2 separate regions of the Homo sapiens genome follow, and region 1 is linked to region 2. A link is an interaction called in ENCODE POLR2A ChIA-PET data of the cell type or tissue named here. Cell type or tissue: CD4-positive, alpha-beta T cell. All regions are shown on one strand.

The links. Peaks named below come from ENCODE experiments on the same cell type or tissue, not always from the same donor. Only the 100,000 strongest peaks of a DNase experiment are listed, where the experiment ranks them.
Region 1: POLR2A ChIA-PET joins it to region 2 with 5 read pairs; 2 of 35 experiments call an interaction of 5 or more read pairs at or near these places.

The regions. Positions count from the first base shown.
Region 1 is chr4:48,854,525-48,862,524 of GRCh38, reverse strand. It overlaps OCIAD1 (OCIA domain containing 1), which reads right to left. Exons shown (of 9, transcript NM_017830.4): 8 at 5,160-5,312; 9 at 710-1,800. The coding sequence ends at 1,763. It overlaps OCIAD1-AS1 (OCIAD1 antisense RNA 1), which reads left to right and starts at 2,322. Exons shown (of 2, transcript NR_146806.1): 1 at 2,322-2,368. In CD4-positive, alpha-beta T cell, no CTCF peak of the experiment used is centred here; no DNase peak of the experiment used is centred here.
Region 2 is chr4:48,724,325-48,732,324 of GRCh38, reverse strand. All of the region lies in intron 1 of FRYL (FRY like transcription coactivator), which reads left to right. Among named protein-coding and RNA genes, the nearest start is that of FRYL, 52 kb to the left of the region's middle. In CD4-positive, alpha-beta T cell, no CTCF peak of the experiment used is centred here; a DNase peak (open chromatin) is centred at 3,254; H3K4me3 peaks cover 876 bases; H3K27ac peaks cover 670 bases.

The DNA.
Region 1 (8,000 bases), 130 kb before region 2:
CAACCCCCAGGGAATATACCTAGGCCCCAAAGAACAGCCACATTAGGCTGGCTAGACTTCAGAATTGCAAGCCAAGCCTTTCCTTTTCTCTTTTTGAATGGGAATCTCCAGAGTAGTGATGTTATGCCTAACAGGTGAACAAAGCAGATAAGTTCTTAAGTTCAGGCCTTCAGACAGAGAAATGGTATTCATGACGCTTTTATTCATGAAGCTTTACCCAAGGAGCCTCATCCATACCTTATCCTGATTAGATGATCAGCTCCTAGACTTTGAGCTTTTGTAATGGCATAGGAAACAGAGGTCCTCAGGAAAGGGATGTGAATTACAGCTGCCAAATGATAGACTGAAAGATGGCTGCGGTATCTCCCATCCCATGTGTTCTTTCTAAAATGTGACTAGGTGGGGGTCTATTGGTCCAGGTTCCTAACGTCCACTATAAAATGGTGTAGTATTTACATATAACCAATGCACATCCTCCTATATACTTTAAGTCATTTATAGATTACTTGTAATGCCTAATGTAAATGCTATGTAAATAGTTATTACAATGTATTGTTTGGGAATAACAAGAGTTCAGTACAGACAACCATCCATTTCTCTCCCTCAAATATTTTCAATCTGCAGTTGATTGAATCTGCAGATACGGAACCCACAGATACGAAGGGTCACTGTACACCAATTTTTCTTTTTAACATAATATCAGTCTCTGTGATGTATACCAAATTTTTATTGTTTTAGAATTTACAAATTCTTTAAAAATGCTTTTTAAGGCATTTACCTATTTACTATATTATCAATTTATCTACATAAATCACATTCATTATATTTTTATTTTTTTAGACACAGGGTCTCACTCAGTCGCACAGGCTGGAGTTCAGTGGTGTGACCACAGCTCACTGCAACCCAGAACCACTGGGTTCAACTGATCCTCCCAACTCAGCCTCTTAAGTAACTAGGACTACAGGCACACGACACCATCGCCAGCTAATTTTTATTTTTTTGTAAAGACAGGGTCTCGCTTTGTTGCCCAGGCTGGTCTCAAACTCCTGGACTCATGCAATCCTCCCACTTCGGCCTCCCAAAGTGCTGGGATTACAGGCATGAACCACTGCCCACTGCCTCCAGCCATATTATAGATTTATAGCCATATTATAGCCATATTATAGAAATATTATAGATGACTTTATTTCCTATACCTACATGATTATAACTAGCTTAAAAATAAATCAATAAATTACAAACAATAAAACCATAAAATCAAGGAAGATGAGGGCTGTTGCATGTTCCTTTACATTTTATTTGCCATAAACATTAAGATAATACAGAAAATACTGGAGAAAAAAAGCTTTTTAATAATTTCTTGATGCAAAGCTTCACACTTAAAAATTATGCTTGCTCCCCCCATCCACCCCAATTCAACATGCAGATATCATTTATTTTCTTATATGCTGATTCTAGAGCATTGTAATCTCGACGGTTTTTTAAGAGTTATCTTTGCCCTTGCAACAATTTCACAAACTGTATACAATCATGGTATAATACCATCATTCAAATGAATCCCTAAGGTGAGTACATTTACACAATATTAACACTAAAAATCTGTGTTTTTTTAAAACACCATAGAAGTCAAACCACAAAAACCCAGGATCTTGTTTTAAATGTGTTTATGAAGACTGCTGCTGAGCTCAAAGCATGCAGGTAATCATGACCACCTAGATGAAGCTGGATGTTGAAACTCCTTCATGTCCAATGATGTAATTTTTCACTCATCCCAAGTATCTCCATACTTGTTTACTTTGACTAGGAAAAAAGCATAAATAATTGATGATTCCAAGCAATAATAAGTAAAAGACATTATTTTAAGTTTGTTGCTATGATGAAAAGTTATGTTTCTCTCTCATTTGAATAAAAGCACATGAGAGTCAAATTATAATTACAAAAAGGGGATGACCAGACTTTTGTGAACTTGGGGTTGGACAAATGCATTGTATCTAGAATTTTACATAAATAGTTAGTCCTCATAACAAACTTCTAAACACAATTCTCATTTTAATGGTGAGAAAAAAGATTAGTAACTTGCCCAAGGTACAAGCCCTAACAAGAACTGAGATTTGAGTATAGGTCTGTTTAGATCCAAAGCCTAGGTACCTTTACATCTTTACCATACTACCTAAGTGTGGCACATATTAAGCCATATACAAAAAAAAAAAAAAATAGTGGGAAATAATAAAACAAACATTTGAATTTTCGTTTTTCACAAAAAATACAGCAGTAGAAATGGTCAAGTGTTCAAGTTGTAATTAATTCAATCTTCTCTCTCAGGGCTGTAAATACTACTATAAGAAGAAAATACTACTACATTTTACAGGTACTCTATATTTTACATTTTAAAACATGCTCCGCTGTCTATTCTACTCCTTTACTTTTTTGCTTCTCTTCCACATAGCTTCTGTCTGTGAGTAATCATAACAATATAAAGCAGCAGTTATCACAGTGTGGACTCTTCAGGGAATACATGAAGTCAAAATTATTTCATTATTATACTAAGACATTATATATCCTTATGTTTCACATTTTGCCTTTTCCCCTTGCTCTCATTCCCTCATGAGTATATGTTACATGGTTTTCTAGAAGCTACAGGATGTGTGGTGACATTGCTCTGGCAGCTAATGGAATATGTGCTTGAATTTTTTAAATTTCTGGGTCTTAATTTCTAATTAGATAAATATCAACCACATAAGCTAAAGGTGAAAACTTTAAGTGACACTTTCTGACCATGTGAATCTACCCTGTACTAATTTCAACAATAATTCAGAAAATGACTGAAACTATTTCATAACAAGTCTTTTCTTTAAATTATATAAAGCACACAAAAAACCAGCTTTTCCCAAAAAAAGAAAAAATCATTTCACATTCTTGTGTCATGTAACAGAACTTGAAGACTTCAGTCAAAAATCAAAAATGTCAAAATCCAGCAAATGTTAAAGGTCTACCAAATTTCCTTTCTTAACCTCTATTACCATAGAAGCCTAAACCAAAATACTCAATTTCTGATACAGTGTAAAGTACTATGCTATGCAGACAATAATAGAAAAGATTACAAAAATGAGAAAAATATTACTTTCTGCCCTCACAGAGCTTACAATCTAAATCCTCAAATTAATTAGCAGGACAAAGTACCGACAAGTCTTTACATATTACAGAGCAATGGCCACTAGATGCAGTTTATGCTAAATGTTGTTTGATGACAAACATTCAAAAGTATGGTACATCCCTAATTCATTTCAAAGGTAGATTTTTTTTACATCAATAATATGATGCAGATATTATCTATCATTGTTATAAAAACAGAACTCCAAACGAAGCAACCGCTAATGATTAAAAATAAAATTAGCTCTAAAAAATGACCATAACAACAAATACTAAGGACTTTCATGTATTTTTGCATTCTTTGTGGCATATGACCTTCAAGAAGGTACCAAAGACCTATTATTTCCATTTTTAAAGTAGTAAATAGAAAATCTTGAAACAATGACACATACTCTGAAATTCCTTAAGAGAAAATCATAAAACCCTATACTGAAATAGCTATAAAACCCTATTCGAATGTCCTCTTCCTTTAGAGGTAAACTTGTATCAAAAAATTTACTTTGGCTAATGTATAGCTATTCCAAAAAGACTTAAAAGAAACCAGGATTTAAAAATTCATCTTTAAGAAATGCCTTAGAAGCTGGCATATAACTCTTTCAAATTCACAAATGTACAAGAAAGGTCAGGCACAGTGGCTCCCACCTATAATCCCAGCATTCTGGGAGGCCAAGGTGAAAGGACTGGTTGAGCCCAGGAGTTTGAGACCAGCCTTGGCAACATAGGGAAAAACCCACTGCACCAAAAAAAATTTTTAACAGCCAGGGATGGTGGCATACAACTGTAGTCCCAGCTACTCAGGAAGCTGAGGTAGGAGGACTGCTTGAACCCAGGAGGTCAAGACTGCAGTAAGCCATGATTACACCACTGCACTCCAGCCTGGGTGACAGAATAAAACCATCTCAAAAAGAAAAAACAAACAAACAGAACAAAAAAACACGAGAAAAACCCAAATGTACAAGAAAATCAATCTCATTACTCAATCATTCTGTGGTTAGGCCACAAGTGGTATTACAGCGCAACGCCAACCTCAGGTCACTACAGCAACTTATGCGATAGATGTATCATTAGGAAAATAAGACTATCAGATCTCCAAGGAGATTTGTTGTAAGAGAGAAACAGTCAAATGAGTATGTCTCTACCCTGTGTTAAACTAATCTTGCTGTCTTAAGACTTACTATTTGGACTTCACTATTTTCTTCCTTTTTTTGGCGGGGGGAGGGGGGAACAGAGCCTCGCTCCGTCATCCAGGCTGCAGTGCAGTGGCGTGATGTCGGTTCACTGCAACCTCTGCCTCCTGGGTTCATGCAGTTCTCCTGCCTCAGCCTCCCGAGTAGCTAGGATTACAGGCATGCACCACCATGCCCAGCTGATTTTTGTATTTTTAGTAGAGACAAGGTATCGCCATGTTGGCCATGCTGGTCTCCAATTCCTGGCCTCAAGTGATACACCCAGCTTGGTCTCCCAAAGTGCTGGGATTTCAGGCATGAGACACCACACCTGGCCTTGACTTCATTATTTTCTAACACAAAATGGCCTTTGGAACACCTTAAAAATGGAAAACTGGCCGGACACGGTGGCTCAAGCCTGTAATCCTAGCACTCTCAGAGACTGAGGCAGGCGGATCACAAGGTCAAAAGATCGAGACCATCCTGGCCAACATGATGAAACCCCATCTCTACTAAAAATACAAAAAATTAGCTGGGCGTGGGGGCCTGTAGTCCTAGCTATTTGGGAGGCTGAGGCAGGAGGATTGCTTGAATCCAGGAGGCAGAGGCTGCAGTGAGCCAAGATCGTGCCACTGCACTCCAGCCTGGCGACGGAGCAAGACTCCGTCTCAAAAAAAAAAAAAGAACTGATAACTGTAAAGTACTATTTTAAAAATATTTTACTTTGGTTAATTGCTTGAAGAGTTAAATCACATATTAATTAATTTTTTATAGTATTGTTTTAAAGTAATGTTTTAGTTTCCAATCCTCAACAGTAAAGTGATTCAGACTAAACTATCATACCTTCTTTTTTTGGCACTCTTTCATGCATAGGCCTGACTGAGGGGTCAGTCTTTTGTGTTAAAGATACTTCATATGACTCTCTGTTCTTATTCCTTAATTCCTCATATGTAATATTTTTTCTTTTAGGACTTTCTTCAAGGTTGGGATCAGGTCCTAAAACAACAAACAGTTAATAAATGGTAATAAAAGGATTTGTATAACTCTAAAGCAACTAAATTTTACAAATGCTCCTTACAAAAGGAGCTACAATCAAAATAGAATAAAGAATCAAATTATTACCACCATTTCACAGGTACTATACTTTCACCAAGATAATCATCAAACTGAAATCTACTTCCACCCATATTTTTAAGCTTTTATTTCTAAAAATTAAAATGGACATCAAAAATTTTAAAAACTAAACCACAGCCAGAAGAAAAATATGTATCATAATATATAACAGTACAATTTAAACTCATTAAAATACCAGTGTTTTAAACTGGAGTTACTCATACTGTATACAGAATTAAAAGAGAAATATATTCTACTAGGGACAACTGAATAAAACTTGACATAGCATAGATTTTACTCAATATATAGTTAAATAGTCCTATAACCACAGACTCTATGAAAACAACTCCAGCTATTTTCAAAAATCATTTATTTTACCTTTTTACAAAATTTAAACAAAAATACTGAAAATAGGCCAGGCACAATGGCTCACAACTATAATCCCAGCACTTTGGAAGGCCGAGGCGGGCGGATCACCTGAGGTCAGGAGTTCAAGACCAGCCTGGCCAACAAGAAACCTCATCTCTACTAAAAACACAAAATTAGTTGGGCGTGGTGGCACACACCTGTAATCCTAACTACTAAGGAGGCTGAGGCAGAATCGCTTGAACCCAGGAGGCGGAGGTTGCAGTGAGCTGAGATCGCGCCATTGCACTCCAGCCTGGGCAACAAGAGCAAAACTCTGTCTCAAAAAAAAAGGAAAAAAAGTTGAAAATAATTACTTGAAAAGTATAAAACATAGCCTTTAATCAGAATATGTGTTGTTTTCATTCCAGTCTAACAGATGCAATGTTGATGCAGAAGAAAGTATCAACTGTTATTTTGGCCTGGGAACTAACATTTATTCTTTATTTCTCCCAAAGAGAGTCAAAATGTGAATATTACATATTATCATAGAGTCAAATGTAAATATAATGCAGTGGTTACTCCTAATATTGGTTGACAGGATCAAATAGTGAACATAGTTTATACAATTTATAAACAGCAAAAAAGGCCATATGAACATTAAAAAAAAAAGATGCTAACATTCAGTGAACAACTACTTAACTTACAAAGTCTTACCTACCACATACCACACCAAAAGTACTGTTTTTCAAAGATGTTTTCAATAAGACATACAAATTGGGCATATACTTTTAATATTAACTTTTTAAAAAATAATTTTTGTGATACTTATTTAGAACTCAAAGGTAGGATCCCAGTGAATAATCAGAATTTTCTAAGCAACATAACTATACATTAAATAATGTTTTCAACCATAAACTTTTTTTTTTTTTTTTGAGACAGAGTCTCACTCTGTTACCCAGGCTGGAGCACAGGGGCACAATCTCGACTCACTGAAACCTCCCCCTGCCAGGTTCCAGTGATTGTCCTGCCTGAGCCTCCCAAGTAGCTGGGATTATAGGCATGTGCCACTATGCCCAGCTAATTTTGCATTTTTAGTAGAGACAGGGTTTCGCCATATTGGTCAGGCTGGTCTTGAACTCTGACCTCAGGTGATCCACCCGCCTCGGCCTCCCAAAGTGCTGGGATTACAGGCATGAGCCACTGCACCCAGCCATTTTCAACCATAAACATTTATTCTGCTAAATAAATATATACTATACTTATATAAAGCAAAGAGGATTTAAATTTCTCCTAATTAGTTCTAGTATTATATGATGGTTCAAAACTACATTTTTCTTACTAAAAAAAGAATGTAAAGAAAAATATTATAACCTTATATTGGGATTAAAACACTTTGCATTTCATTAGTAATAAGTAATTACTGAACTCATTTCCCTTCACCATATATGTTATATTAAAAATTCTGAAGGAAATCGTGTGTACTTCAGGAACCTTGGGTTCTTAACCCCACTCTGCTGACAATTAGGAAATGTCCTTGGGCAAATCACTAAGCTTCTTTGAATCCTGGTTTTCTCAATTGCGAAATATGGTAGTTTGAGCAGATGATCTCTGAAGTTCCTTCCAGGTCTAATACTTTTTCTTATAAAAAATATTTTACCATTATAAAATTCTGGAACAAATAATGAAAATATACATCAGACAGAAGAAGACTGGGGAGAATTTCCCACACTATGGAGAGAACATGATTTACTATTTTGGGAAGGTTATAAAGAACTGGAAGGAATAAAAAAATGTAAAGTGGCACTGATTTAAATCTAACTGTAATAAACTCTAAGTCTCCTAACAGCTCTGAAGGAGTGCTTGCTATTTTAAAAGATTAATAACTCTCTGAATTCCTGGTAAAAGAAAGCAGAACTAAAGTAGGACTTAAACCAAAGAATAAGATGCCCTGGTAGGGGAGGATAGCATCTGGGGCAAAGCAAAAGCAGGCCACTGCTGGCCCATGTGGAGAGCAGTAAAAAAGTAGCCACTTTGATTTAGAGAAGGGGGTCAGAAGGCAGAGCAGTGGATGGATGGATGGCTGCTGTGGAAGGCATAAAATAATATTAAGACATGGCCTTGCTAAGTAGTCTGTGGGTAGATACCAAAGGGCTTTTTGTTTGTTGGCTTTTGTATGGAAAAAAACTATATAACAGAATTTCCTAATGCAAATGGTGGGGAAGA
Region 2 (8,000 bases):
CAACAGTGTAAAAGCATTCCTATTTTTCCACAGCCTCTCCAGCATCTATTGTTTCCTGGCTTTTTAATGATCACCATTCTAACTGGCGTGAGATAGTATCTCATTGTGGTTTTGATTTGCATTTCTCTAATGACCTGTGATGATGAGCATTTTTTCAAATGTCTGTTGGCTGCGTAAGTGTCATCTTTTGAGAAGTGTCTGTTCATATCCTTTGCCCATTTTTTGATGGGGTTGTTTGCTTTTTTCTTGTAAATTTATTTAAGTTCTTTGTAGATTCTGGATATTAGCCCTTTGTCAGATGAATAGATTGCAAAAATTTTCTCCCATTCTGTAGGTTGCCTCACTCTGATGATAGTTTCTTTTGCTGTGCAGAAGCTCTTTAGTTTGATTAGATCCCATTTGTCAATTTTGGCTTCTGTTGCCATTGCTTTTGGAGTTTTAGACATTTTGCCCATGCCTATGTCCTGAATGGTATTGCCCAGGTTTTCTTCTAGGATTTTTATGGTCCTAGGTCTTATGTTTAAGTCTTTGATCCATCTCGAGTTGATTTTTGTATAAGGTATAAGGAAGGGGCCCAGTTTCAGTTTTCTGCATATGGCTAGCCAGTTTTCCCAACACCATTTATTAAATAGGGAATCTTTTCCCCATTGCTTGTGTGTGTCAGGTTTGTCAAAGATCAGATGGTGGTAGATGTGTGGTGTTATTTCTGAGGCCTCTGTTCTGTTCCATTGGTCTATATCTCTGTTTTGGTACCAGTACCATGCTGTTTTGGTTACTGTAGCCTTGTAGTAAAGTTTGAAGTCAGGTAGCCTGATGCCTCCAGCTTTGTTCTTCTTGCCCAGGATTGTCTTGGCTATGCAGGCTCTTTTTGGTTCCATATGAAGTTTAAAGTAGTTTTTTCCAATTCTGTGAAGAAAGTCTGTGGTAGCTTGATGGGGATAGCATGGAATCTATAAATTACTTTGGGCAGTAAGGACATTTTCATGATATTGATTCTTCCTATCCATGAGCGTCGAATGTTTTTCCATTTGTTTGTGTCCTCTCTTATTTCCCATTATTATTGTGTGGGAGTCTTAAGTCTCTTGATAGGTCTCTAAGAACTTGCTTTTTGAATCTGGGTGCTGCTGTATTGGGTGCATATGTATTTAGGATACTTAGCTCTTCTTGTTGAATTGATCTCTTTACCATTACGTAATGGCCTTCTTTGTTTCTTTTGGTCTTTGTTGGTTTAAAGTCTGTTTTATCAGAGACCAGGACTGCAACCCCTGCTTTTTTTTTTGCTTTCCATTTGCTTGGTAGATCTTCCTCCATCCCTTTATTTTGAGCCTATGTGTGGCGTTGCACGTGATGTGGTTCTCTTCAATATAGCACACTGAGGGGTCTTGACTCTTTATCCAATTTGCCAGTCTGTGTCTTTTAATTGGGGCATTTAGCACATTTACATTTAAGGTTAATATTGTTATGTGTGAATTTGATCCTGTCATTATGATGCTAGCTGGTTATTTGGCCTGTTAATTGATGGAGTTTCTTCATAGCATTGATGGTCTTTACAATTTGGCATGTTTTGCAGTGGCTGGTATTTAGTGTTTAGTGATTCCTTCAGGAGCTGTTGTAAGGCAGGCTTGGTGGTGACAGAATCTCTCAGCATTTGCTTGTCTGTAAAGGATTTTATTTCTCCTTCACTTATGAAGCTTAGTTTGGCTGGATATGAAATTCTGGGTTGAAAATTCTTTTCTTTAAGGATGTTGATTGGCCCCCACTGTCTTCTGGCTTGTAGGGTTTCCGCAGAGAGATCCGCTGTTATTCTGATGGGCTTCCCTTTTGTGGGTAACCCAGCCTTTCTCTCTGGCTGTCCTTAACATTTTTTCCTTCATTTCAACCTTGGTGAATCTGACAATTACGTGGCTTGGGGTTGATCTTTTTGAGGAGTATCTTTGTGTTGTTCTCTGTATTTCCTGAATTTGATTGCCCTGCCTTGCTAGGTTGGGGAAGTTCTCCTGGATAATATCCTGAAGAGTGTTTTCTAACTTGGTTTCCTTCTCCCCATCACTTTCAGATACACCAATCAAATGCAGATTTGGTCTTTTCACATAGTCCCATATTTTCTTGGAGGTTTTGTTCGTTTCTTTTCACTCTTTTTTTCTCTAATTTTGTCTTCTCACTTTATTTCATTAATTTGATCTTCAGTCACTGATATCCTTTCTTCCACTTGATTGGCTCAGCTATTGAAGCTTGTGTATGCTTCATGAAGTTCTCGTGCTGTGGTTTTCAGCTCCATCAGGTCATTTAAGCTCTTCTCTACACTGGTTATTCTAATTAGCCATTCGTCTAACCTTTTTTCAAAGTTTTTAGCTTCCTTGCGATGGGTTAGAACATGCTCAGAGAAGTTTGTTATTACTGACCTTCTGAAGCCTACCTCTGTCAATTTGTCAAACTCATTCTCTGTCCAGTTTTGTTCCCTTGGTGGCGAGGAGTTGTGTTCCTTTGGATGAGAAGAGGCGTTCTGGTTTTTGGACTTTTCAGCCTTTCTGCTGTGGCTTCTCTCCATCTTTGTGGTTTTATCTACCTTTGGTCTTTGATGTTGGTGACCTACGGATGGGGTTTTGGTGGGTATGTCTTTTTTGTTGATGTTGATGCTCTTCCTTTCTGTTTATTAGTTTTCCTTCTAATAGGCCCCTCAGCTGCAGATGTGTTGGAGTTTGCTGGAGGTCCACTCCAGACCCTGTTTGCCTGGGTTTCACCAGCGGTGGCTGTAGAACAGCAAATATTGCTGCCTGATCCTTCCTCTAGAAGCTTCGTCCCAGAGAGGCACCCGCCTGTATGAGGTGTCTGTCAGTCCCTACTGAGAGGTGTCTTCCAGTCAGGCTACACAGGGGTCAGAGACCCATTTGAGGAGGCAGTCTGTCCGTTATCAGAGCTCGAACACCGTGCTGGGAGAACAGCTGCTCTCTTCAGAGCTGTCAGACAGGGACATTTAAGTCTGGAGAAGCTGTCTGCTGCCTTTTATTCAGACGTGGCCTGTCCCCAGATGTGGAATCTAGAGAGGCAGTAGGCCTTGCTGAGCTGTGGTGGGCTCCGCCCAGTTGGAGCTTCCTTGCCACTTTGTTTACACTGTGAGCATAGAACCACCTACTCAAGTGTCAGCAGTGGCAGATGCACCTCAGCAAACTCCCACGTCCCAGGTCAATCTCAGACTGCTGCGCTAGCAGTGAGCAAGGCTCCGTGGGCATGGGACCTGCTGAGCCAGGCACGGGAGGGGATCTCCTGGTCTGCCAGTTGCGAAGACCGTGGGAAAAGCACAGTATTTAGGCAAGAGTGTACTGCGCCTCCAGGTACAGTCACTCACGGCTTCCCTTGGCTAGGAAAGGGAAATCCCCTGACCGCTTGCATTTCCCAGGTGAGGTGACGACCTGCCCTGCTTCGGCTTGCCCTCCGTGGGCTGCACCCACTGTCCAACCAGTCCCAGTGAGATGTACCAGGTACCTCAGTTGGAAATGCAGAAATCACCATCTTCTGCGTTGATCTTGCTGGGAGCTGCAGACCAGAGCTGTTACTATTCGTCCATCTTGGAAGCAACCCTCTCTTCTTACTTTCATGGTTTCTGGGGAGAAATTCTGGGGATGTAAATCTTATCTTTGTTCTTCTATAGGTATGGTGTTTTTATCTTCTGGCTTCTTTCAGGATTTTGTCTTTATCTTAGATTTTCTGTAGTTGCGTATGATTTGGCATGTCTAAGTGTAGGTTTTTTGTTTGCTTTTTTTGTTTTTTCAGCATCTCTCCTGCTTGGTGTTCTCTTAACTTCCTGGGTATCTGGTTTGATATCTGACATTAATTTGGGGGAAATTCTCAGTCATTATTATTTTAAGTATTTCTTCTGTTCCTCTCCTTTCCTTCTGGTACTCCCATTTCACACATGTTACACTCTTTGTAATTGTCCCACAGTTCTTGAGTTTTGTGTTTCGTCCTCTGTTTTTTTTTCCCCCACTCTTTTTACTCTTTGCTTTCCAGTTTTTGAGGTTATTATTGAGATATCTTCAATCTCAGATATATATATTTTTTGCTATGTCATCTGCTTTATTGATTAGAGCTCTTAGCATGTTAATCAGAGTTGTTTTCAGTTCCTGATCTGATAATTCCAATGTCTTGCCATATCTAAGTCTTGTTCCGATGCTTGCTCTGTCTTTTCAAACTACATTATTTGCCTTTTAGTATGCCTTGTGATCTTTTCTTTGTAGCTGGACATGATGTACTGTGTAAAAGGAGCTGTTTAATATAGGGTTTTATAATGTGGTGGCAAGGTGTGGAGGAAGGGGAGGTCTTCTATAGTCCTCTGATTAGATCTCAGTCTTTTAGTGAGTCTGTGCCTCTGGATTATCAGCTTCACAAGTGCTTCTCAGTACTCCCTTAGGTGGGACAGTATAGTTAAGAGTAGGCTAGAGTTGGGTATTTCCTGTCTGCCACATGGAAGGCTAGAACTGCCTAGAGTTAGGTATTTCTTTTCCTCCACATGGAAGGCTAAGGCTGACTGGGATTAGGTATTAACCTACCCCCAAGTTAGTTAGGGGTAGTTAGCAAGTTAGTCTCTGGCTAAATAGTTTCTCCTGAGGGCAAGCCTTGTTAAAAACAGAATGTTGTGGTGCATTTCAAAATGGTTGTTTTTCCTCTCTTTTGGAAGTAGGGGGGATTTTTCTGATATTCACTGTGAGAACTTAGGTCAAGCTCCTGGAGGTAAAAGTCAGAAAAAGTGCGATAGGCCCCTTCTGACTGGGTTCCCTGGAGTTTTTGACTCTCAGACTTTCTTACACTGATCCTCCAACAATTTGTCAATTACAGGTCAGGTTTTTCTTCCCTTGCACTGGTTCCCTCAACCTTCTGCTCATGGGTTTCTACTATGGTAAGTTGTGATTCTCTGTATCCTTCTGTATGTCCCTCCAATTTGGGGGGCAGTGGGGCAGTGGTTTGCCTTATGACCTCATTTCTTTTAAGGAGCTAAGATTAGTTGTTGTTGTTGTTTTTTCAATTTGTTCGCTTTTTACTTATTTTGGAGTGATGACTTCCAAGCTTCTTTCAGGTCAGATCAGAAACCAGACGTCTCTTCTTCCCATTTTTTTTTAAGTTGCTATACAGTATTCCTTTCTGGAGGCAAACAGTATTATAAGTTTTAGTGCATCCTTGCAGAGGTAGCCTGCTATTTAAAAATCTTTAAAAATTGAGATGAGATTACTGATTCCAAAGGCACATTCCATTAAAAAAACCTTTATTTCTGTAGTTATAATCCATTTCTCACTATTGATGTCATAGTTGTATGTTTTTCTGTCCATCTCTTAAACTACCTGCCCCTGTCAGATTTTCTTGATTTGCTGAATTTTGATAATTTTATTGGAATTTTCAAATAACTAATATACTAGTCAAGGTAGGTTAGCTTATGCTGCAATAAGAAAAGAATCCTCCAATTATCAGTCGCTTAAAACACAAAGATTATTATTTCTCACTCATATCAAGTTTGTACCTTTCAGGGAAAGTTGTCTTTCCTGTAAAGGCACTATGAGTCATCAATTACTGAGACAGCAGAAGAGAGAGGTTCAGAGCCCAACAATTAAATGCATCTGTGGAAGTTTTTTGTTTGTTTGTTTGTTTGTTTTGGAGATGGAGTCTCGCTCTGTCGCCCAGACTGGAGTGCTGTGGCATGATCTCGGCTCACTGCAACCTCTGCTTCCCGGGTTCAAGCAATTCTCATGCCTCAGCCTCACTAGTAGCTGGGATTACAGGCATACGCCACCATGCCTGGCTAATTTTTGTATTTTTAGTAGAGACAGGGTTTCACCATGTTGGCCAGGCTGGTCTCAAATTCCTGATCTCAAGTGATCCACCCACCTCGGCCTCCCAAAGTGCTGGGATTACAGGCATGAGCCACTGCACCCGCCCGCATCTGTGGAAATTTATAGGTCACTTCTCCTCACATTTCATTGACCAACAGAAGTCACATGACTGTGTCTAACTTCAACAGGGAAAAGGAAAGTAAAATTCTTCATTATGCCCAGAAGGAGAAGGGAAAATGGATAATGTTGTTAATGGCCTCTGTATCTTTATTTTTCTGATTACTTGCTTCGTGTTTTCTTGAAAGTGTCTTGTCATCTCTAACCCTGATTGCAGGTGCTGGTTTGGTAAGCCTGACCACCTCACCACCTACCCCCACAAAAAGAACTTATATCTTAGAAAAGCAAGTAGTTTTGCCTTTCACATCTTTGTTAAGAATTTCAAGGTCATTATCTCTGAAATTCTGAGAATTTCACCAGTCCTCTGTATTTGCCAATTCGTGTCATAAGATTGGTGATTTTTTTTCCTATATAGTAGTTTCCCCTTATCCTCAGTAGATGTGTTCCAAGACCCCAGTGGAAGCCTGAAACCTCAGATAGTGCCAAATCCTATGTATACTATGTTTTTTTCCCATACATACATACCTCTGATAAAGTTTAATTCCTAAATAAGGCGCAGTAAGAGATTAACAACAATAGTTAATAAGATAGAACAATTATAACAATATGCCAGCATCACTACTCTTGTGCTTTGGGACCATTGTTAAGTAAAATAAAGATTACTTGAACACAAGCACTGTGATACTGCGAGAGTGGATCTGATAACTGAGACTGCTCCTAAGTGACTAGCGGGTGGGTAGCATAGACAGTGTGGATGTGGACACACTGGACAAAGGGATAATTCATGTCCCGGGTGGGCAGGATGGAGCAGGACAGCGTGACATTTCATCACGCTACTGAGAATGATGTGCTATTTAAAACTTATGAATTGTTTATTTCTGAAATTTTCCATTTAATATTGTCGACTGAGGTTAACTGAAACCTTGAAAAATGAAACCTGGATAAGGGGATACGGTTGTACACTTTATTTAGTGTTGATAAATAGCACAGGCTGTATCAGAGCTTGACACGAGATTGTATTCTCTCTTTCTCTCAGAGGATAGACAGAGTCTGTTGAAGATTGCAGTTGGTATTTAGTGCAGAGAATTTGATGGAGGGGAGCAATTAAGTGTGGGCCATTTTCTTCTGGGCCTCACCTTAGTGGAGTAGACTGGCAGGCAGGCTCTTGGAGTGGATGGAGCACAGCAGATATGGCCGATGTAAGGGCAGATTGATTCTCTTTTGTCTCATGTCAAAATACCTTTGTGAAAATTCAGAAGTTTCAGATGAAGGGTGAGACCCCTTTCTAATTTCTGATGATGCTTGAATTTTCTCTTTTATATTGATTTAATCATCTTGAGGGATAATGGAACAGGGAGCTAAGTCAAATGTGTATTCTTAGGTTATCATCTGAATATTGCTTCTCCTTTTAAGCTTGTTTGGATAAAGTTTGATTCCAGTATTTAACAGGAATAAAAACAGTTTCAAATTTGTTATTTTTTGGAGACATTAGGTTCCATCTCAACATGGATGTAAAATAAGATATTCAAATATATTGGATTTATGTGCTGAAGGCAACAAGTTTCCCTCCCTTTCTCTATTATTCTACCCTACTCTAAAGTCCTCTAAAGGCAGCACGATGGAAATTTATGAAGTTGTTAATACGCATTTTATTGAATAAACTGTTTGAAAGTATGCATATTGGTGTTTTTCTTTGATTCTTGTCATTTATTATCAGGGGCACCGTTTGTTTAATCAACAAATGTTTATTGAGTTCCTGTGACCCAGGAGATGATGTTGGGGATTGTAAATATCCACAAGACAGCCCCCCCGCACCCAACTCCTGGAGCTTGCTTTTTAGTCGGGTAGACAAACAGTAAACAAATATTGGATGATAAACTCTATGATGAGAAATTAAGTTTGCTTAGAGAGTGATGGTGTCCGTTATTTTAGATAGGGTATGTGGGAAGTCCTCTTTGGAGGGTAGTATTTGCAATGATCTGAACAAAGGGAGGGAGCAAGCCATGCCCAGGGGAAAAGCTTTCCAGGCAGAGGGGTTAGCAAGCACACAGGCCCAACATGGAA